Regions from separate parts of the Homo sapiens genome. Here region 1 is linked to region 2. Evidence: read pairs that join two places in POLR2A ChIA-PET (ENCODE). Cell type or tissue: PC-9. All regions are shown on one strand. Links, peaks and the distances in the headings refer to the core of each region. The heading gives the core; the rest is flanking DNA.

What was found. Peaks named below come from ENCODE experiments on the same cell type or tissue, not always from the same donor. Only the 100,000 strongest peaks of a DNase experiment are listed, where the experiment ranks them.
Region 1: POLR2A ChIA-PET joins it to region 2 with 8 read pairs; 1 of 35 experiments calls an interaction of 5 or more read pairs at or near these places.

What each region holds. Positions count from the first base shown.
Region 1 is chr1:200,975,459-200,983,458 of GRCh38, reverse strand. It overlaps KIF21B (kinesin family member 21B), which reads left to right. Exons shown (of 35, transcript NM_001252102.2): 28 at 365-403; 29 at 2,363-2,499; 30 at 3,744-3,924; 31 at 6,083-6,247; 32 at 6,566-6,683; 33 at 7,790-7,960. Among named protein-coding and RNA genes, the nearest start is that of KIF21B, 44 kb to the left of the region's middle. RefSeq lists enhancers at 3,622-3,771, 5,596-6,795. In PC-9, for the core only: CTCF peaks have their summits at 3,502 and 3,704 (motif pointing left); a DNase peak (open chromatin) is centred at 3,678.
Region 2 is chr1:199,578,842-199,595,381 of GRCh38, reverse strand. No RefSeq gene overlaps it. Among named protein-coding and RNA genes, the nearest start is that of LINC02789, 440 kb to the right of the region's middle. In PC-9, for the core only: no CTCF peak of the experiment used is centred there; DNase peaks (open chromatin) are centred at 9,781 and 11,811.

The DNA.
Region 1 (8,000 bases), core at 1-8,000, 1.4 Mb before region 2:
GGGCAGGTGCCCCCAGCTTGTGCGATGGGGCAGCCAGAGAGCTTGGAACCAGCAAACAGCCCTGGAAACGTCTCCCCATGTGTGGGGCTGGTGCTCCCACATCTCCCCGTGGCCCCCTCCTCGCTCCTCCCTTGCCAGCCGAGAGACCCTGGCAGCCCACTCCTGGGGGAGAGTCCCAGCTCCCAGACCAGCCCACCCACCTCCTCCCCTGCTCTCCCGAGGCCCTCATTCCTCTGCCTGTCTCTGCTCCGCTGGAAGAGAATAACCTGCCCTCTGACCACCCCACACACTGCTGCCGCCTCTGCGTCCCTCTGTGTGTGTCTCCTCTCACCCCCTAATCCAGCTAATTTTCTGCCCTCCCCAGGTCTGATGACAGCGACTCCTCTTTGTCGGAGGTCCTGAGGTACACACAGAATGTCTCTCGTGTTTGGTTCCCCACTCTCACTCTCGGCACCCTCTCTTCTCTGTCTCTTGCTGCATCCCTCCCGCCTGACACCCGTGTCCTCAGCATGCGGCCCCTCCACTCCCCTTCCTGCTGCCCCCCTCTCCAGACCTGTTCCTGCCCCCATGGTTCCTCTCTCTCAGGGTGGCCACAAGGCCTTGGACTGCGCCAGCTAGAGCTGGGGGCTTGGGGAGGGTGCACAGTTGCTTGTCGCAGGCCCTGTTCTCTTCTCCCTCCTCACCTGGGCAGGGAGGGGCGCAGCATGGAGGCCTAGGGGATGCTGGGCTGGGGCTGAGTTCTCCACGACTGGAAGGCAGGGGAAATGCTGAAGGCTGCTCCTTTTGGGGGTGCCGGTGGTGTGCTCTGGGTCCTTTGATTCCCTCAGCTTGTGCTGGGGGTGAGCTTTTCAGACGTTGGCTCTGGGAGGGGCACCATGGGGGGAGGGGCACCATGGGGGCAGCGCCCCTTGCCCACACCTGTTAGCACACAGATGTGTGGGTACCTCCCCTTCCCGCAGCCTGTGGGATGGCTGGAGGCTGGTTCTCCCAGCCAGCCGAGCATGACACCGCACAACGAGGAGCAAGACTCAGGACCTGGGGTCCCGAGCCCCTGACAAGCCAAGGGCCCCTCGTGGGCTGAGAGCTTCCTCGGCTCTCCTGGTGGGCTGTCTCAGCTCCTCGAGCCTCCAGCCCTGAGTGTCGACAACTGGTTTACTGTGAATCATGAGGCTTTGCCACCACAAGATGTTAGCCAGCTGGCCAGGCTGTCATCGGGGGGAGCATGATCCCTTTGACATAGTTCTGTGGCCATGCAGTGAAGCCAAACCATTGTCAGAAGCAGGGTGCTGGAGCAGCTTGGGGAGCTATTTGTGCATGTGTGGCACCTGGCTGGCAGCTGGACGTATCCGACCACCATCCTCAAGGGTGGGCCTGGCAGAGTCTGGGGGGAGCTGTGCCAGAAGCGCCACAGGCAAAACCTTGATCATTTCAGTAGACCCTTGGCCAGAGTCACTGTCAGGAGCAGCTTTCTCTTGGGAAAAGAAACAAAGCTAGGATATATTTTCAGACATGACTCAGCCAGGGTCTCATCCCAAAAGACCCTCACTGAGAAAAAAATCATCTTCAGAACCTCAGGAAGCTGGATGTGGCAAAACCCTCACGCTCACTTGGGCCAGCCTCCTTCTCGCTCCCCTAGCATCATGGGAGCGAGGAGGTGTTGTTCCAGGTCCATACAGCCCCATTCCAGAGAGCCCCAAACCTCCTACCCAAAGCCAAGCCAGCCCCAAAGGGATTTAGCCCTTCGTAAATGCCAGTCACAAGTTTGACCCCGCTGGTCCAAAAGGAGTGTGTATGTGTACACATGGCTCTCTGCTTGGAAGATGCTAGCCTCAGAGGCAGTTACCAGCAGAAGGGTTTACTGGGATCAGGGTGCATGGGGGTGATGGCCTGAGCAACCCTCCCTCTCAGCACCCCTCCCTCACACTCGGTTAACTGAAGCAGCATGCAGCTTCTGGTGGAAGCTACAGGGCCCAGTTCCAGCCCCTGGGCCTCTGCCCTGCCCAGCTGGACCCGGGCGCATTCACATCTCAGGATCTGGGTCAGACATTGTCAGATAGGAACTCTCTGTGGACAGAGCCCACACCTCCTGCACCTTCTAGCTGTGCCTAACACCGGGTTTGCTTCCCCAGAAGTGCTCAGGATGGCAACTGATGATTGCTGATTAAGACAGGCTATCTCCACTCTGTGTAGCCCGTTCCCGGCTCTCAGACCTTGGTGGAATTTGGCTGGAGTCCTTAAAGTCTCTGTTATTTGGTCCTCATCCCCTCCCTGCCCTGTCCCCATCCCACACACGTGCCTTGATCAGCCTGGCCACAGTCTCCCTGGCTGACGAGCATGCCTTCTCTCCCTCTCTCCCGGGAAGGGGCATCATCTCCCCGGTTGGAGGAGCCAAGGGTGCACGGACGGCCCCACTGCAGTGTGTCTCCATGGCCGAAGGCCACACCAAGCCCATCCTCTGCCTGGATGCCACAGATGAGTTGCTATTCACAGGGTCCAAAGGTATGTGGAACGCCAACTAGCCAGGTAGGGTTGGGGTCTCCTACTCACCCCTGCTTCCTTTGTCAGAGTGGTCTGTGAAGGAGAAAAGAACATAGAGCCCCCAGGAGTTGAGGATATGGGGTCTATTTGCTTACTACCCTTGTTTCTTACCTTGGCTCAAGGCCCCCATCCCATGCATCCTTGGCCAAGCCTTCCCTCATACCTGACCTGGTGGCTCCATCCAGCACTTCCTTCCAGACCTTCCAGGGAAACTTCAGGAAGCTTCTTGGGTGCCCCACCTGTACTTGCACTGCCCAACATCACCCCAGCTCATACATCTAGGCACTCCCTATGATCTCAGCAGCAGCACTTTACAAAGTCACGCTCACCTGATTACAGCAACAAAGTCAAACATTTTACCAGCAGATAGGCTGGGCACAGTGGCTCATACCTGTAATTGCAGCACTTTGGAAGCATGAGGCAAGAGAATTGCTTAAGCCCAGGAGTTTGAGACTACCTGCGTGGGCAAATAGTGAGATCCTGTCTCTACAAAAAATAAAAAATTAGTCACAATGACATGTGCCTGTAGCCCCAGCTACTCAGGAGGCTGAGGTGGGAGGATCGTTTGAGTCCGGGAGGTCAAGGCTGCAGTGAGCTGTGTTTGTGCAATTACACTCCAGCCTGGGCAACAGAGCAAGACCCTATCTCAATAAGCAAATACAAAATTCTTTATTTACTCTTTCATTCATTCATTTTACCGACAGAAAGAACTAGTCTGTAATAGACACGCATACTATAACACAAGCATAAATATAGCTCTCCACGGCAGTAGGGGGATAGCTGTCAATCTAGGTGTGATTGATTGATTCCAAGTTTTCCCATAACATTTGCTTGCACTGGTTCATTTGCTTTGTCAGCAATTAGTGTTTGGAGGAACAGGCACCATAAAAGCTTAAGAATTTTATTTTAGCCCTGGACACCTTAGCAGTATGGCTCACAAAACTCTGGTGTTAGTGGAAAGTTTGCTTGAGGAACCCTGGTCTGAAGTTCTGAGGGAATTCTCTCTTCCCTGAGTTTTTTACTAGCACACACATGCCAGTGAGCACATGTGTATGTGTTTTTTTCCTCTTCAGACCTGGAGCTCCGTCCTCTGGAGCCCTGTGGATCCCTTTCCCCTATCCTGGGCAGCCCCTGCAGAGGTGGAGCTGCGCCCCCTAGTGGCTGACATCCCTCCCCTCCCTGTGGCTTCCTCCCATCTCTCACAGACCGAAGCTGCAAGATGTGGAACTTGGTTACGGGACAGGAGATCGCAGCTCTAAAGGGCCACCCCAACAACGTGGTCTCCATCAAGTACTGCAGCCACTCGGGGCTTGTGTTCTCCGTGTCCACCTCCTACATCAAGGTGTGGGACATCCGGGACTCAGCCAAGTGCATTCGGACTCTCACGTGAGTAACCCCCGCCTGCCTCACAGTGGTCGGCTGCAGCAGGCTGTGTTGGGTACAGATGCTCCCAGCCCAAGTGACCCACTCAGCACAGCACAGCCCGGCTACATGGGCACAGAGACCATTACCAGCCTATGAACTTGGCTTGACCCTGGGGTACAAGGTGAGATCTCTTGGTTTGGGAGACAGTGTCTGGGGCAGCACCACTAGAGGAATTTTTGGCCTGCCTGGCCTCCACCCACAGCCCAGTCCCCCAAGCCCTGCCCCTTGAGGTGTGTTAGATATCATCCTATGAGTCTGAAAGAGGAGCTAGGAAACAGGGTGAGCCTCCAAAGCCATGCTGGCCACTGCCTGTGTAGGCGACCACCCAGTCATGGCCCTGAGCCCTGCCCCGACAGTCTCAGACACACAGGCATAGGGCAGGGGAGGCAGAACTGAGACCAAGAGCCTTGCAAAATAAAGTGGTTTTTTTTAGCAGAAGTCATGCTACATCCTTACATTAACACTGTAAGCTACAGTCTATTAATTTGATCCTTAAGAAGTAAACAGGCTGGGCACAGTGGCTCATGCCTATAATCCTAGGTATTTTGGAGGCTGAAGCAGGAGGATCACTTGAGACCAGGAGTTCAAGACCAGCCTGGGCAACACAGGGAGACCCTGTCTCTACAAAAAAAAAATTTTTAGTTAGCTGAGCATGGTGGTGCATGCCTGTAGTCCCAGCTACTCAGGAGGCTGAGGTGGGAGGGTTGCTTGAGCCCAGGAGGTCGAGACTGTAGTGAGCCATGTTTGTGCCACTGCACTCCAATCTGGGTGACAGAGCAAGACCCTGTTTCAAAAAATAATAATAATGAATAAAGTAAACAGAGGGTTTTTAGGGCAGTAAAATTATTCTGTATGATGCTGTAATGGTAGATGCATGCCATTATACATTTGTTCAAACCCTTAGAATGTGCAACACCAAGAGTGAACTCTAACATAAACTATGGACTTGGGCAATAACAATATGTCAACATGGGTTCATAATCGAAACACAGGCAGCTTTCTGGTGGGGGGTGTTGATAATGGGGGAGACTGTGCCTGTGTGGGAGCAGGGGCATGTGAGAAATCTCTATCTTGTGCTTAGTTTTCTTGTGAGCCTAAAACTGGCCTTAAAAAAAAAAATAAAGTCTTAAAAAAAAAAAGTAAACAAGGCTGGGCGCAGTGGCTCACACCTGTAATCGCAGCACTTTGTGAGGCCGAGGCGGGCAGATCACCTGAGGTCGGTAGTTCAAGACCAGCCTAACCAACATGATGAAACCCCGTCTCTACTAAAAATACAAAATTAGCCAGGCATGGTGGCGCATGCCTGTAATCCCAGCTACTCAGGAGGCTGAGGCAGGAGAATTGCTTGAACCTGGGAGGCAGAGATTGCAGTGAGCCGAGATCACACCATTGCACTCCAGCCTGGGCAACAAGAGTGAAACTCCATCTCAAACAAACAAACAAACATAAATAAATGTAAACAGGCTGGGTGCAGTGGCTCACGCCTGTAATCCCAGCACTTTGGGAGGCTGAGGCAGGCAAATCACCTGAGGTCGGGAGTTCGAGACCAGCCCGACCAATATGAAGAAACCCCGTCTCTACTAAAAATACAAAATCAGCTTGGGATGGTGGCGCATGCCTATAATCCCAGCTACTCGGGAGGGTGAGGCAGGAGAATCGCTTGAACCCGGGAGGCAGAGGTTGCAGTGAGCCGAGATCATGCCATTGCGCTCCAGCCTGGGCAACAAGAGCGAAACTCCATTCAGAAAAAAAAAAAAAAATAGTAAACAGAATGGATATAATCACCTCTTTTAACAGATGAGGAAACCGAGACTCAGAGAGGTTGATTTCCGGAAGATCCATGTTCACACCCACTCTCATGACTGAGCCTTACCATCTTTCCAAGCCAGTGACCAGGCACATGGGCAGGCCACATGGGGAGTTGACTCATAGGGGACTAGAGTGGAGCTCTCCCCTGGGTCTCACTTATGGGAGAAGCTATTGCTCTTCTCTGTCAGTCAAGGAAGACTTCCTGGAAGAAGTAGGTTATTTGGGCTGGTCTTAGTGACGTTTTATTGGTTTCCTGCACTGTGCACATGGATTGTTTTGACCTCTGGCCTTGCCTTTCTCCGATGGGCAGGTCCTCGGGCCAGGTGATCTCAGGGGATGCCTGTGCCGCCACATCCACCCGTGCCATCACCAGTGCTCAGGGCGAGCATCAGATCAACCAGATCGCCCTCAGCCCTTCGGGCACCATGCTGTACGCCGCCTCGGGCAATGCCGTCCGCATCTGGGAGCTTAGCAGGTCAGCGTGATACCTGGGGAGGGAGGAGGGTTTGGCATTCCCAGGCAAGGTCCCCAGGTCTTGGTTCAGGGGGACCCACCCCAGGGTGGGTAGGACCTCAGCAACACCTTTATTCCCCCCATGCTGCTGGGCCTGTGCCCTCTCCAGTGAGACTGCTGGGATGCAGGGTAGCTCATGTCTAGATTCTTGATCTTGCCTTGAGCGAGAGGGGAGGGTGAGTACCCTGACCAGGCCTATTTGTTTTGGGGCAGACACCCCACCCCAACCCAGGGTCCCCTCTAATTCACCTACCCCTGGCTGGGCCTCTTCCCACTGCAGGTTCCAGCCTGTCGGCAAGCTGACTGGCCACATCGGCCCTGTGATGTGCCTGACGGTCACCCAGACGGCCAGCCAGCATGACCTCGTGGTGACTGGCTCCAAGGACCACTACGTTAAGGTACCTCAGCTATGAGGCCTGGGTCGGGGCTGGTCTTCCACTCTCCCCAATCTTTGCCCTCTGTTGCCCTGGGAGTACCCATGAAAAATTATAAGACTTCTGGGGATGTCTGCTGAAGAAATCACCCCAAAGAAGGCAAGAATTTATGTGCAGAAAGTTATAGATTGCAGCATTATTTTGTAACTGGTGAAAAATTCATAATAACTTAAATGTTGAAGGGTAGAATAACAATCAAATTATGGAAAATCCACTAAATGGGATGCATTGCAGCTATTAAAATGATAAATAGCAAACCAAACATGAAGTATACAAACACTAATTTGTTTGCTCTCTGATTATGCCATTGAAAACTGTCCATACACAGTCAGAAACTGAAAGGAAGCAGGCCAGGCGTGGTGGCTGACATCTGTAATCCTAGCACTTTGGGAGGCTGAGGTGGGAGGATCACTTGAGGTCAGGAGTTTGAGACCAGCCTGGCCAACATGGTGAAACTCTGTCTCTACTAAAAATACAAAACATTAACCAGGCATGGTGTCGGGCGCCTGTAGTCCCAGCTACTTGGGAGGTTGAGGGAGGAGAATCGCTTGAACCCGGGAGGCAGAGGTTGCAGTGAGCCGAGTTTGCACCACGGCACTCCAGCCTGGGCAACAGAGTGAGACTCAGTCTCCAACAAAAAAGAAACTGGAAAGAAGTAGGGTTTTCAGGGGTGGTGGGATTATGGTGAATATTTAGTAAAAATCAAAAGAATTCTAGAGGGAGGCTCACACCCTAAACCCACCCTTCTCCTTAGCAGCTGCCTGTTGAGCTGTGGGGTCTCGGCGTGATGAGCTGATTCACCCCTGCATTACTTGAGTTGGTCTCCTCCCACCCCTGCCCCAGTATCCACAGGAAGGGTCAAGATCTGAACCTTCCGTGTTCCCAGTCCCTTAGAAGGAGCAGCCCCACCTCCAGGAACCCTCGCCTGCTGGGAAGCTCCTCTCCCCAGAGGGCAGTGGCTGTCACCCTAGCCAGACTCCTGGGTCTTCAGGCCTCTGGGTCCACAGTGCTGTAGGCCCTGCCTTCCATCCTCCCACTTGGCCTCTCCCTACTGGCCCCTCCTCCCACAGATGTTCGAGCTGGGCGAGTGTGTGACGGGCACCATCGGCCCCACTCACAACTTCGAGCCCCCGCACTACGATGGCATCGAGTGTCTCGCCATCCAGGGAGACATCCTGTTCAGTGGCTCCCGAGATAACGGCATCAAGAAGTGGGACCTAGACCAGCAGGAGCTCATCCAGGTGGGGTCAGGAGGAAAGGGAGAGGGTAGACTCGGGTAGG
Region 2 (16,540 bases), core at 5,063-13,062:
ATCTGAAAATATCTTAACTTTGCTCTTGTTCTTGAATTCTTATTTAACTAGGTATAAGAAATCTAGATAGAAAGTTACTTTTGTCTCAGAACTTTGGAGAATAGCTATGTCTGCTCACTTTTGGTGTCCATTTGCATGAAATACCTTTTTCTACCACTTTACTTTCAGTTTACGTGAGTCCTTATGTGTTAGGTGAGTCTCCTGAAGGCAGTGGATAGTTGGTTGGTGAGTTCTTATCCATTCTGTGGTTCTGTATCTTTTAAGTGGAGCATTTAGGCTATTTACATTCAATGTTAGTATTGAGATGTGAGGTAGTGTTGCATTCCATCATGCTCTTTGTTGCCTGTGTGCTTTGTTTTTTTTGTTTTTTGTTTTTGCTTTTTAACTTGTATTTTTGTTTTATAGGTAGGTCCTGTGTGATTTATGCTTCAAAGAGGTTCTGTTATGATGTGTTTCCAGGATTTGTTTCAAGATTTAGAGCTCCTTTTAGCAGTTCTTGTAGCAGTGGTTTGGTATTGGTGAATTCCCTCAGCATTTGTTTGTCTGAAAACAACTGTATCTTTCCTTCGTATACAATTCTTAGCTTCACTGGATACAAAATTCTTGGCTAATAATTGTTTTGTTTGAGGAAGCTGAAGATAGGGTCTCAATTCCTTCTAGCTTGTAGGGTTTCTGCTGAGAAGTCTACTGTTAATCTGACAGGTTTTCCTTTACAGGTTACCTGGCGCTTCTGTCTCACAGCTCTTAAGTTTCTTCCCTTCATCTTAATGTTGGATAACCTGATGACAATGTGCCAATCTTTTTGCGATGAACTTCCCAGGTGTTCTTTGTGCTTCTCGTATTTGGATGTCTAGGTCTCTAGCAAGGCTGGGGAAGTCTTCCTCAATTACTCCCCCAAATATGTTTTCCATACCTTTAGATTTCTCTTCTTCCTCAGGAACACTGATTATTGGGTTTGGTCATTTAACATAATCTCAGACTTCTTGGAGGCTTTGTTCGTATTTTCCTATTCTTTTTTCTTTGTCTTTGTTGGATTAATTCAAAGACCTTGACTTTGGGCTCTGAATTTCTGTCTTCTACTTGTTCAATTCTATTGCTGAGACTTTCCAGAGCATATTGCATTTCTTTTTTTTTTTTTTTTTTTATTATACTTTAAGTTCTGGGACACACGTGCAGAATGTGCAGGTTTGTTACATAGATATACACGTGCCATGGTGGTTTGCTGCATATTGCTTTTCTATAAGTGTGTCCAGTGTTTCCTGAAGTTTTGATTGTTTTTTCTTTATGCTATCTATTTCCTTGAATATTTCTCCCTTCACTTCTTGTATCGTTTTTTGGATTTCCTTGCACTGGGCTTTGCCCTTCTCTGGTCCCTCCCTGATTAGCTTAATAACTAACCTCCTGAATTCTTTTTCAGGCAAATCAGGGATTTTTTCTTGATTTGGATCCATTGCTGGTGAACTAGTATGACTTTCTGGAGGTGTTGAAGAGCCTTGTTTTATCTTATTACCAGGGTTGGTTTTCTGGTTCCTTCTCGTTTGGGTAGGCCTTGTCAGAGGGAAGGTTTAGGGCTGAAGGCTGTTGTTCAGGTTCTTTTGTCTCACGGGGTGTTTCCTTGATGTAGTACTCTCCCCCTTTTTCTATGGATGTGGCTTCCTGTGAGCAGAGCTGCAGTGATTGTTATCTCTCTTCTGTGTCTAGCCATCCAGGGAGTCTGCCTGGCTCCAGGCTGATACTGGGGGTTGTCTGAACAGAGTCCTGTGATGTGAACCATCTATGGGTCTCTCAGCCGAGGATACCAGCACTGTGTTTGGTGTATGTTCTGGGTCCTGTAGGAGCAGTCCGCTTCCTTCAGAGGGTCTGTGGGTCCTCTCGGAATTCCTGGTTTGTTCTTGTAGTCATTTTCGAGCTAACATTCACGATGTGAACCTCCACATGCTACTCTGTCCATCTGTGTTGGAGCTGCAATCGAGTCCTGCCTCCCATCCACCATGATGATCATGATAATTTCATTACTTCTCTGTTTGTTTTACCTGACATGGTACTTACAATCCATGCCAAGTTCTATTATTACATTAGTAAGTACATATCAGTTTAAGGTTGCAAGTGTTGCAAATTTTTAACCTTTTTTTCTGAATTCTATTTTATCCAAAGAGGAATTATAACCATTTTGTCTTCAAATGTGTCAAACAAGAGCTGCTGAGCTCTGTATTCATCACATTTATTATACTGAGAAAACTATGTTAGCTTCTATAGATGTTAAAAATGCCTAGGATTATTGCTTTCAAAGTTTTATTCTTCAAACGTTTCTAAAATTTATTTTTGATTCACTTCTACTTTTTTCTTTTGCTTTCTAATATTTCCAAATTTTCCAAGCCCTGTTGCATTTTATTTTCCTCCTTAATCATTTTTGTAGCATCATCAAAGTCAGTGCCATCTCCAAATATAATCTGTAAATGTTCACTCCTCCTTTCAAATAATTAATTAAGATGCTACATAAAACAAGACTTGCTCCTGGCCTTTTTGCCATCCCATTGAATATCTTCTCTCAATTCAGGGTGTTGCCATTTTTTTATTATTTGCTATTTCAGTCTCAGTGACAGGTTGTGTAACCAAATCAATTTGAAAACATTTTCTTGGAGGGCTTTATAATGCAGTGTTTCAAATGTCCTACCAAAACTCAGTACATTGCCTCTACTGAGTTATTTACTGATACAGTATTACTTTTTTTCTAACTTAAAAATCTATGAGTATCTGTTAAGTTTAATATTTTAGAATTTCACTGTTCTTTCTAGTTTTTCATTCATCCCCTTTGTTCAAGGCCTTACTATATTTTTCACATAATGAACTCATTCCTTTTGGAGAAACTGAAAAGGAATAAGGACAGGGAAATTATATCTGTGAAGGTTAAGGAGACCTCTACAAAAGCAATAAGGGAGATATTTAGTAAGGTTTTATGGCCAACCTAAAAGTAAAGTACAGCCAGATGTGATGGCTCATGCCTGTAATCCCAGCACTTTGGGAGGATTACTTGAGACCAGACTGGGAAACATGGCAAAACTCTGTCTCTACAAAAAATACAAAAAATTAGCCAGGTGTGGAGGCATGCGCCAGTAGTTGCAGCTACCTGGGAGGCTGAGCCCGATTGTTGAAGGCTGCAGTGAGCAGTGATTGTGCCACTGTACTCTAGCCTGGGTGACAGAGTGAGACCCTGTGTCAAAAAAAAAAAAAAAAAAGTAAAGTACATAAATAAATTGCCCTTATACTAATTATGACCATTTAGATGTGGCACAGGCATATGCATAAGTATTAATTAAATAGCTGAAAAATAGAAGGCTAGGAAGCTTATCATGTTATAGAAGTCATCTATTCCTCCTTTGTTCGTTCATTCAGGCGGGTATACCAAAGTACCACAAACTGGGTAACTTAAAAACAACAGACACTTATTTCTCACATTTCTGGAAACTGGGAAGTTCAAGATCAGGGTGCCAGAGATTTGGTGTCAGGCAAGGGCCTATTTATCATTGATGGTACCTTCTCACCATGTCCTCACAAGGTGTAAGGACCGAGGCAGCTCTTTGGGGCCTCTTTTATAAGAATGCTAATCCCATTCATGGGAGTTCCACCCTCATGACCTAGTCATGTCCCAAAGGACTCTTTTTTTTTTAGACAGGGTCTCCCTCCTGTCACCCAGGCTGGAGTGCAGTGACGCAATCACAGCTCTCTGCAGCTGTTACTGCCTGGGCTCAGGTGATTCTTCCACCTCAGCCTCCCTAGCAGCTGAGACCAAAGGCATGCACCACCACACTCTGCTAATGTTTGTATTTTTTAGAGACAAGGTTTCATCATGTTGCCTAGGCTGGTCTCAAACCCCTGGACTCAAGCAATCCGCTCACCTTGGCCTTCCAAAGCATTGGGATTACAGGTGTGAGCCACCCCATCTGGCTGGACTCATCTCTTAATACTATCACATTGGGGGTCAGGTTTTAACAAATGAATTCTGAAGGGACATAAACATTCAGACTAAAGCATTCCCCCTTCCCAACTCCACTTCAAATCTCTTGCTATGTCATATTAATGTTCTTATGATACACACAACAGGAAGAACTTCTGCAGTATACTTTTAAGGCTTTTGCAGGCCAGACATGCTTGCTTTTCCTTTTGTCTTCCTGGCATTCTTTCTTGATGTCTTTCCTCAGTTCCTACTCTTTTCCCCTGCTATTTTGTGTTGAAGGGCTGCAGGGCTCAGACCTTGACCTACCTCTTTATTTACACGGACTCTCTTGGTGAGCTCATCTCAGTTGATGCCAATTTCATTTTATTTTCTTCAGTTACTTGATCCAAAAATCTTGCAATTATACTTGACTCCTATCTTTTCCTCCCTTTGCCCATCAATCTGTTAGGAAATGCTGTCTGTTCTGTCTTTAAAGTCTTAAAGTATAACCTGCCCACTTCTCACCACTCTTGGTCTGAGTCACCGTCATCTCTTTTCTTACTAAAATAGTCTTCTAACAGGGCTTCCTGTCTCCATCCTGTTACTTTAACCTCAAATCAGGTGCCAGAACACATTTTTTAAAAAGTAAATTACTATGTCATTGTTTCTGCTGAAAATCCTGAGATGGCTGCCTGTTTCATTCAGGGTAAAAGCACAAATCTTATAATAACCTATAAGACCTCACATTATTTCAAACCCATTACACTTCCATGATTTCCTTTCCCTACCACTCTCCCCTTACTCCCTTTACTTCAAGTACCCTGGCCAACTTGTTGTTCCTTGAAAACATCAGGCAGCTCCTACTTAACAGCTTTGCATTAACTACTCTCTTCACTTGGAATGCTCTTGCTCTGGGGCTACTCTCGCATATCCTCATGTCCTTGCTCTCCCATCACCCTGTCAATGTCTGGCATTGACCACACTATCCAATACTGCTCCCTGTCTTCACCCCTACCTCCTGCACATGTGCCTGATTCCCTTCCCTGCTCTATTTGCTCTCACTTTCTCTTTTGATAATGTGTGTTAAGTCTGTTTTGTGCTGCTATGAAGGAATACCCGAGGATGGGTAATTTACAAAGAAAAGAGGTTTATTTAACTCATGGTTCTACAGGCTGTACAAGAAAGGCATCCAGCGTCTGTTAGGCTTATAGTGAGGCCTCAAAAAGCTTCTACTCATGGCAGAAGAAAAGGAGATCTGCTGTATCACATAGCAAGAGAGATGCCAGGCTCTTTTAAACAATCAACTCTCCTGTGAACCAAGGGTAAAAACTCACTCATTACTGTACAGAGGGCACCAAGCCATCCCTGTGACCCAAACACCTCCCACTAGGCCCCACCTCCAACATTGAGGATCACATTTCAATATGAGATTTGAGGTGACAAACATCCAAACTATATCATAATGTATATTTTAATTATTTTTAAAGTGGATTGACATTTATCTCTTCTTGCTAGAGTGTAAGTTCCTCTAGGTCAGGGAGCTGTGATATTTTGTTCACCAAGACATTCCAAGAACCCAGAACAATTCTGGAACATAATAGATGCTTGGTGGGTACATGTGAAATGAATGAAGAAACAGTCTAGTAAAGGACGTAGACAAAAATAAAGATGATTGCACTATATTGCAATGAATTCTGAAAGAGCTATGTATCAGGTGCTAAGGGAGCACAAAGGGGGCATCTGATCTATTCTGGGGGCTCAGGTGAAGGTTCCTAGATAAGAGGACAACTGAATGGAATCTTCAAATATTAGTAGGCTTTAGTCAGTGGAAGAGTTCTTAGTAGAGAAAATAGAACAGAGACTCTTCAAACATCAAGTTGTGCATTAAATTAGTAGGTTTAGAATGTTGCCTTACCAGTGCCCGGTGAATAATCAGGTGAATGAGATCAACAAAGAGAGGCTGAGCTGATCAGAAACACTGAGTGCAGTAGGGTGGCTGGGCAGAACTTGGCATCAGAGAGATGAAGAACTTCCTCTGATTATTTAAAGATCAATATCTCTTCCCCTACCACCCAAATGAAATCCTGAGAATCTGTTCTATACACAGATAACTCTTGGTAAGCCATTCCAGAGTGTTAAGGAAATGAGAAAGGATGTGATTTACGATTTCAAAAGACCCTCATTCCTCCAGGGAGAATAGTCTGAAGATGAGCAAAAGTGATGGCAAGGAGACCTTGGCTTACTACTACAGTGATTCAGGAAAGGGGAGACTGTGGCCTGCTTTGGGATGATGGCAGTGTCGATAAAGAAATTGAACAGTCCTGCCAGTCTTTGAGGCAGTAGACATTTTAAACTATAATGCTATGGGGTTGCTGGATTACATACTATGCTTTGAAGTGAGTGGAAGTAAAGATAAAATTGCAGGAGAGACTTAGAGTTACAGGTAAAAGGAGAGAGCAGAACTTGGATCCCTGGCTTATGTGGTTATTCTTTTCTCCAACAAATATGTCTTGAATGCTTATTTTTAAATGGTGAACACTAGTCCAGGTGCTGAGGCTGCAATTGTACATAAATAAGCCTGGCCATTTCTTTCTTTAAATTTGTAGTCTAATGGAGAATAGGCAAGTAAACAGGAAATTTTAACATAGCATGATGATAGTAAAGGAATTTTAGGTATCACAAAAGCAACAAATGAATGCAGGGGCAAGAAAAAGTTGCTAGGAATAAAATTTAAACTGATATATCAAGGATATTGAAAAGTAAAGAGATTTGAAAAGGAGGAATGATGAAAGGGCTTCAGTGAAAAAAATGAAGAGACAAGAGAGGTGGGGATCTTCTCAGGCTTCCTAAACTCCACAATGATGCAACAGCTGACTTCTCATATCAAAGATGTCTGGTGAGGTCAAGGCCAGAAGATCACTTGAGGCCAGGAGTTCAAGATCAGCTTGGACAACATAGTGAGACTTTGTCTCTACAAATTTAAAACACACACACACACCAAGTTAGTGAGCCACGATGACATGCGCTTCTAGTCCTAGCTACTTAGGAGGCTGAGGCGGGAAGATTGCTTGAGCCCAGGAGCCCAAGACTGCAGTGAGCTATGATTGTACCACTGCACTACAGCCTGGGCAACAGAGCAAGACTCTGCCTTAAAATAAAGAAGTCTGATATGGCAAGCCAGGTGAATCTTTGGAATCAGCTGAGTCTTTCCTGAGTTAGAAAACTGACTTATCCATTTGTGAGAGCTGTTCACTAACAGTATTCAAAGACTTTCCTTCTATAATCAGAAACAAAAATTTAAATGGAATATATCTGAAACATTTACACATAAAGTATGAGTATGAATGATAACAGATTTGTTTCTGTTTTGATAAGGAGATGGGAGAGTCGATTACATTAGAAAGAAAAAAAGAAGCATAAAGGTGAAACTACAGATCCTTTACTGGACCAATGATTCTTTCTATTCAACATTAATTGATGATGTTTCAGTGCTCTGAATTTATATCTTGATTCTAATGGCAGGGCCTTCCTTGCCTTGCTCAGTGATGAAGACCCCTCTGTCCTGTCCAGTGAATGAATTATTATTTTAGCTGTGGTAAGAATGTTTAACATGTAATCTATCATCTGAACAAAATTTTAGGCATAACAATACAGTATTGTTTACTACAGGCATGATATCATACAGCAGATCTCTAGAGCTTATTCAACGTGTATAATTGAAACTCTGTTTCCATTGAATAGCACTTAGAGAGTGAGTTTTTTTACGCCTCTCCTTGTTTCCCCACTTTGATAACCTGCCTAGTCCCCCAGGACATTCCAGACCAGGCCCAATTCTGTGCTTGCTAATCCTTTCAGTCTGTTGCCTTCCACTGAAATCCAGCCTTCCATGTCTCTGTAAGGCCAACCCCATGTTTATCTTTTTGTCTACACATTACCTGTACATTCTTTTCTTTTACCCTGCCCTTAGTCACTTAATAGCCATCTTGGCTATCACATCCACTCTGTTGGTATTGAAACACTTGTATTCGTATAACCCTTATTTTACTTAATAATGGCCCCAACATGCAAGAGTGGTGATGCTGGCAGTTTGGATATGCCAAAGAGAAGCTGTGAAATACTGCTTTTGAGTGAAAAGCTGAAAGTTCTTGGCTTCATAAGGAAAGGAAAAAATGGCATGCTGAGGTTGCTAACATCTGTGGGTAAGAACAGAGCTTCCATCTGTGATATTTTGAAGAAGGAAAAAGAGTTTCGTGCTAATTTTGCTGTTGCACCTCAAACTGTGCGTTTCAGCCACAGTACATGGTAAGTGATTAGTTAACATGGAAAAGGCATCAAATTTGTGGGTGAAAGGCATGGACAGAAACATGTTCTTATTGATGGCAATTGGGTTTGATACTATCTGAGCTTTCAGACATCCACTAGGGGTCTTGGAACGTATCCCCTGCTGATAAGGAGGGGCTGCTGTACTTGATTTTAGGAAAAACTTCTCAGTCATTCTCACAGGTAGAACTAAAACTAAAGAATGAGTGGAAGAAACTGTTACCCGGAGGCAGAGTTTTGGAATCATATTATCTAACAAGAAGACTCAGGTTTTCCAAGGGGCAAAGTATTCCTAAATTCATTCTTCTATCCTATCCCTATTACCACTATTTCACTGTTGTTCCCCCAAATCACTCTATTAGATCTCAATACATTTTTTTTTCTTGCCTTTAGATAGAAGAAGAATTTGTTTGGGTAAAGATTTAAAAGGCAAATTCATTAAACAAAACCTGATTTTTCCTTGCTGTATTGATTTTTATACAGTTATTTACTTTATGTTTACTTGCCAAGTTCATTCTTTAAGAAAGTGGCTCAAGCTATAGGTAGCTCAATCTATCTACAAGTTTCACTATAATGAAAAATTCACATGATTCTTATGAAAAAGGATCTTATGGCCATAACACTAAGCTAGAATTTAAGGCACAAGATCACTTTTCCATTCTGCTTTTTATTAACTCTGGATAAAATGGAGAAAATACTGGCTGGCCTGGGTACTGTGAGGATAATTTGGTAATGTCTAAAAAAATTATATAGTTTGCCATATAAAGTTAATATTAATGCTTTAAACATTTTTAATACAAAGAAATAAACATTTTTGAATAAATCTATTTTCACTTGGTTGATCAAAAATTGCCATATAGTATCCACAAATATGTGTATTTAAAAATATTTAAATTGCCGTGAGTTCACTGAGGAGAATTTGTGTGACAAAACTGTGTGCAAAGTATGAACATGTTTTCAATTTGAAACTGGCCTGGAAAATGACATTACTGACATTTCCAGTGGCCTAAAATATTTTGTCAACATTAGTTAGAGCTAAATTTTACAAAGTATTCTGGGCCTGCCAAGAAACACAAAGAAAGGACAATTAATTGAATTGCAAATCCAGGGTAATTTGTTAATTTTAGTGTCTGAGTAAATTTCTCAACTTCCTTAGTATGAAAAATATATTTTAAAGAAATCATATGAAACTTACATAAAAATAATAAGTTATATGGATAAATTGTTTATGGGACAATATTTTCTTAACGAGCTACCTGCTTTGGGGTATTATTGTGGAACTTTACTAATGTAAAGTTTATATCATATTAGATCTCACAAAGAGATTTTATTTTCTTAATGTATTCCTATTCTAATCCAAATCTCAAAAAGGCAGCCATATCCAACCTTATTGATGATGTTTCTATATATTTTGTAAGTATGTATATTGTATTAGAGAGCATTGTGACATTAAGAGGAGTACAGTGGCTGTTTCAGCATCAGTTTCATAGGTCTGCTATTCCAGTTTGGGATATGTTGGGGTGAGTCAGAATGGGAGTCACAATGGGGAAGTTGGTTTGTCAATATCCTGGGGCAAAGTATCAGAAGCTTTACTTTATTCATTCATCTAGAAGCCATCAATCTCTGAGGGATTGATAACTCTATAGCAAAACAGAAAAGATTGCTAGAGATCCTAATGTACTAATATCCTCTCTGTTTTTCTTTCATAGAATTACATAGTGATTTGGAAACTAAAGTAAGGAAAAACTTCAGCAATGAGATTTGCTAAATGTTGCAATGTATAACTGAGGGAGTCCGTGTGAGTGTCCTTTCTGTATATCTTTTAAAAATAGGAACAGAATTAATTATCTACGGTGATTATAGATTAGCCCAGTGCAAACAGGAGGACGGATCGTAATGGTGGTTCCTGGGGAATCTCTATGAGGACGCTGTTTCCTGTGGCATCTGTCAATACCTATTACTGTATTTTTGTTGCATCTCTAATCATCACTCTGTTAGATCTTACCACATTTATTTCTTGCCTTTAGACTGAATAGGAATTCATTTTAAGGAATATTTAAATGGCAAATTTAGAAAGTAAAATTGGATTTTCCTTTTCCACATTAATTTTTTATATAGCTATTTATTTTTACTTACCAAGTTTGTTCTTTCAGTGGCTCAAGCCACAGACATATATTCAGGAAAAGCTCTTGCAGATTTTGTGAATCAACAAATATTCAGTATCATGTTTTTATGTTTATTCAGTACCTCTCACCCATACCCCAATATATCAGAGCAGTGGGTCACTGACCATTAATAAAATTTTATTAAATTGAAATTAATTAATAATTTGCTCTTTTTAGCAAGTAATAGTGAAAAGTTTTCATTGCTTTTTATTTTCAATTTACAGCAGGTTTATTGGGAGATAACCTCATTGTAATTTGAAGATCATCTGTATTTCAGCGTATTTTATTATACAACAGTGAATAATTAGAAATGTGCCTTTTAGTATGCATGTACAGAAATGCATAGACAAAATATCAGTGAATCTCATTCATCAAAATATTTAAGCTGTGATCACACCACTGCATTTACTTTGGCAACAGAGTAATGATACTACCAGTCTCAAAAAAAATAATAATAATTCAATTTGTTTATCCTATGCTAACCATTTCCAACATTTTAAATCCTAATTCCTACAGACTGACTTACTATATAACTTAGCTTTTCCATTGCTTTTATAGAAGTTGCTTTCCTATAAAAATGTGAAATTCACAATGCTCATTAATTGAATTTATTATTCTTTCAAGAGCCATATGAATTTATATCTTCACATTTTTATATTTTTTGAATATTTTTTCATCTATAACTTGATTTATAATGAGTTTACAGCAGTTCCAGATGCATTTATACATCTGTTCTTCTAAAACAAGTTAGAATTATTAGTTTAGCAATTAAGAGATTTAATGTATTTTATGTGCATTTCAAAGGCAGCATGGGTGAAACAAGTTTTGTACAGAGTGGTAAATTTGCTATCCTCTTCTTCTTGACAAACATAGTGTAGAGTTAAAAACAAAACCCCTGTTATTATGAAGTAATTTTATATATACAAAGTTTACAGAGATTTTACAGAGGGTTTCTGTATAGCCCAGTTGTCCTTGTTAACCTCACATATCACCCTGGTATATTTAGAAAAACTAAGAAATCAACATTTGCACATTACTATTGACTAAACTTCAGATTTTACTCAAATTTCTCTAGTTTTTCCACAAATGTCTTTTTTTTTTTCTATTCCATGATTTCGTCTAGGACACCACATTGCATTTTGACAAAGTTTTTATTAGAACAAAATTTTAGAATTGGGACTAAATGTCTACTTCCCATGAAGAATGCACTGTGTGTATGTAATGCCAAAACAAGAATCCCAAATCCATGTCAAAGGAGAGAAAAGAATGCTTGCTCTACTGTCAAAGGGTGCCTTGGAAGAAACCAGTTCTGCTACTATTTGTTAGTTAATTTTAAAGCCTTTCTCTGGCTTTCCTCATTTTATTCAGTTGAGTAAAAGTGAGGAAGAAGCTGCACACTTGACTGACTCTCTGCCCTAAATCCTATCCCACTTCTCCCATCTCTGGTAACCCAGTAAACATTCTAACATCTTAAATTCTTTTCCAATCACCCACCCTCTGTAATCTAAAGTCTTCAAGAATGTTCTTGCTGAAGTATCAGTGGATTGCTCTAACAGGGCAATCATTCCTCTATGAAACAAAGCCTGAGATACCCATGCTAGTTCTTTTATATCAGAATGCTTTTATTGGGGAAGGAAGTTTGGTAATGGCTTCTGGAAGTTTATTTTAAAAAACCCAGTCTGGAAAAATTTTTAAATCATTTTTTGTCATTGCTACTACATTATCCACTGATACTGAGGTAATTTTTTGTCCTAAAATATTTTCGGGGAAGGATATAACTCCTTGGCATCCCGGAAAAGCTGTCATTTGACATCTGCCCGATAAGCTTCCCCGTATGGGGCTTTGATGAAAGGGCCGATCCTCCAACAAAGTTTCAAACTGAGGTGACTGTGGAGAAAGCCAACTTTGCAAAAATAACAACTTTTCAGGCTATTAGATAGCATCTTTGGAAGCTATAATTTTACTTTTGAGATTGATTTTCTGATAAATAAACCTGCAGCTTTAAATCTAAAGATTTAAAGTCATATGTTAACACATAACAATAACTATACATTTTAAAATTTTAGGTTGACATTTTAGTCAAATAAGCAGTTTTCTCATATGAGAATTAAAATTCTATTTCCTAGAAATCTATCAGAAGGCTTATATAAGACAATACTACTTCTGAAGTATTAAACATTTTTCCTCTGTAGATCTCATTTATATACTTATTTAACTGACAAAAGTCGTGTAAACTTATTGTGCACAACATGTTGTTTTAAAATATGTACATTGTAGAGTGGCTAAATCAAACTACTTAACATATGAGTTACTTTACATTTTTGCCATTGTTGTTGGTAGTGGGAGCACTTAAAGCCCTCTCTAAATCTTTGTTTGTTTTTGTTTTTTGAGACAGAGTTTCACTCTTGTTGCCCAGGCTGGAGTGCAGTGGCACGATCTCGGCTCACTGCAATCTCCACTTTCTGAGTTCAAGCGATTCCCCTGCCTCAGCCTTCTGAATAGCTGGGACTACGGGTGCCAGCCTCCATGCCTGGCTAATTTTTGTATTTTTAGTAGAGATGAGGTTTTTACCATGTTTGCCAGGCTGGTCTTGAACTTCTGACCTCAGGTGATCCACCCGCCTTGGTCTCCCAAAGTGCTGGGATTACAGGCATGAGCCACTGTGCCTGGCCCCTCTCTAGATTGTGAATACAGTTGTTTTGGAATGATAGCATTACTTTCATACATAAGAATATTCATTGAAACCAAACTGGGAGATTTTATAAGAATATACTCTGCTTATGTTGTATTACTATAAGAGCTCCAATCTTGGGCATTTTAGATAGAGGTATTAGGATGTAGCCTTGTCCTACGAATTCATGTTGATTGACATGGAAGCTATTTAAAAGCTGGTTTGTTCTTGATCTCTTTGCTGTTCTTACTAGCGACCTCTTTTGATTTATTGCCAACTTGGATCTTGGGTTGGCCTATATTCTGAGACCAGACTGTACTTGACCTGAAGTTTATAGAGAGCCCTGGCTAGAGTTATTGGCTTTGTAGCCAGTTCTAATTTCCTGGTATTCTGATCCTTTATTATCTGGTATCCTGCCTGAGTCTTTGACACTTTGTTGCCTAGGTTCAGAACCTGAGTAACTCCTTCCTCTTGCTTGAAACTTACACTCGTGAACCGTGAACCATGAACCGTGAACCGTGAACCGTTTGCCAGATTCTGACCTGAGAGAACAGCTTACCTTCTACCCTACACTGACCTAACTGAGCTGTTTTTGCCTGTCTGAACCTATGGTACTACCCTATCCCTTAGACTGTAACCGTTTTTTTAAGACTAATTAAGTAAAGCTGTAGGAATGGTTGTATTAATTCATCCTTGCACTGCTATTAAGAAATACCTGAGACTGGGTAATTTATAAAGAAAAGAGGTTTAATTGGCTCATAGTTCTACAGGCTGTACGGGAAGCATGGCAGCTTCTGCTTCTGGGGAGGCCTCGGGAAGCTTTTACTCATGGCAGAAAGCAAAGCAGGAGCAGGCGTCCTACATGGTACGAGCAGGAGGAAGAGAGAGAGGGGGAGGTGGTATACACTTTTAAACAACCAGATATGGTAATTCACTCACTCACTCACTGTCACGAGAACAGCACTGAGGGGATGGTGCTAACCTCTTCATGAAAACGCCACCCCCATGATGCAATCATCTCCCACCAGGCCCGTCTCCAACACTAGGGATCATAATTCGACATGAGATTTGGTGGGGGCACAGATCCAAACCATATCAGTGGAGAGGGAAAAACATAAATCCGTAACTGGCTGTGATTAATTAGCTGTAAACTCCATTCCACTTGGACCAGGCTGGACTGTAACCTCTGGATTGATATATCTGAAAAATCTAATTGGGTCCCTGATCTTGACTTTCTTAGTTCTCTTATATCTGTTCTGTTCAATTATTGAGCCCCTATTATAAGTTAGGAATTGGGTAGATGAATATAGGGAATATAGAAAAAAACAGTTCCTGCATTCTTGTAGCTTTGACTGGGCTGAGCATAAGAGACAAACACACAGATTACTTTTTGTTGTTGTTTTTGTTGAGACTGAGTCTCCCTCTGTCGCCCAGGCTGGAGTACAGTGGCGCGATCTCAGCTCCCTGCAACATCAGCCTCCCAGGTCCAGGCAATTCTTATGCTTCAGCCTCCTGAGTAGCCGGGACTACAGGCATGGGCCACCATGCCGGGCTAATTTTTTTGTATTTTAGTAGAGATGGGGTTTCACCATGTTCGCCAGGCTGACCTTGAACTCCTGAGCTCAGGCAATTCACCTGCCTCTGCCTCCCAATGTACTAGGATTACAGGCCTGAGCCACCACGCTTGGCCTCAGATTACTTCTTGAATATTTAATGCAGGCTCAAGGATATTTCCTGGGTGAATGATACTTGAGTTGAGTCTTAAAAGATAAGTAAAAATTAACCAGGCCTTGGGAACCTCCTGGCTGCTGGGTAACATGGCAAAGGCACAGAGGTGTGGACCAACATGGTGTGCAGGAATATGACAAATGCTGTTATAACTAGAGTGTATGTAAAAGTTTTATTTGCTACCTCCTGCATGTCATATTGTGACACGTTAGTTGCAGAGAAATCAATGTGACAAGGTTCCAATGAGGTTAATTCCATATTAGATTAAAGGATTTAGCAAGTAGAAAGTACTGAACTCTATCTTGAGTTGTGGTTTAATTAATTTGCTGTGTTTGGGGTGAGAATTGAGGTGAAACAAGAATCCTCTTAGATAATTTGTTTCTTCATTATGATACCAACTCACTGATTTAATCAAGACTCACCTAATTTTCATAAGTTCTGCTGTGAATCCAGATCTCACAATGACCAGTAGATACATTTCCAGAAGGAAGTAGTTAGTTCTTGCAGTTATTGACCCTATACCTTTACCGATAGCAGGGTAGCTTAATCAATATTGTACAATGAATTAGTTTCTATTCATTGATAAACATTTTTGTTGAGTTGGACACAGTGAGAGAGGTAAAAAAAAATTGCTACTGCACTGAAAAACATAGGACGAAATAGTGGCAAACTATACAAGACAGTAGTAATTCAAATATGTAATGTGTTGTACAAGTATATAGTGGAGAATCTCCTAACTGGGTTAAGTGCTATGCATTCTCTCTGTGTCACTTGTTATCTTGTTCTAGCCACTTCATTTATAAGATGTGAGGGTTTTGATTGATACCTACAGTCTTTTCTTTTATTTATTTATTTTTATTTTTTATTCTTTTGAGACAGAGTTTTGCTCTTGTCACCCAGGCTGGAGTACAATGGCACAATCGCGGCTCACTGCAACCTCCACCTCCCGGGTTCAAGTGATTCTCCTGCCTCGGCCTCCTGAGTAGCTGGGATTACAGGCACCTGCCACCATGCCTGGCTGTTTTTCATATTTTTAGTAGAGACGGGGTTTCACCATGTTGGCCAGGCTGGTCTTGAGCTCGCGACCTCAGGTGATTCGCCCACCTCAGCCTCCCAAAGTATTGGGATTACAGATGTGAGCCACTGTGCCCGGCACTTTTCTGCTTTTAAATACAATGATTTTAGAAAGTCTGTATATGAACTTTGGGCTTGTACCTAGATATCCCAGTGTGTGTAGGGAGCCCTGTATCTCTGCAAGGGGATCCATTAGACCAAGGATATTAGATCCAGCACTTCTCCTTTTTAATGCATGTCATAAGCACATGATTTTATATCATGTCAGAAAAAGGCTGTTGATATAAAGGAAGAGAACAAAGAATGAGAAGAACTATATGAGTCAAACTCCATAGATGAAATGTTGTTTGGACTCAGATACAGATGATTACATTAAACATATTTCCAAGTTCAAGGAAAATTATCATGATTCTAGAATTATCATTTCTTCCTTTTTCTCTTTTATCCCTATTTCTTACTTTTATTCTCTTCCCTTCCCCCACAGGCAGCAGTCCTTTTTGGCACCAGGGACTGGCTTTGTGGAAGACAGCTTTTCCACAGACCAGGCAGGGCATCAGCAGATGGTTTCAGGATGATTCAAGCACATTACATTTATTGTGTACTTTATTTCTATTATTATTACACTGTTATATATAATGAAAGAATTAT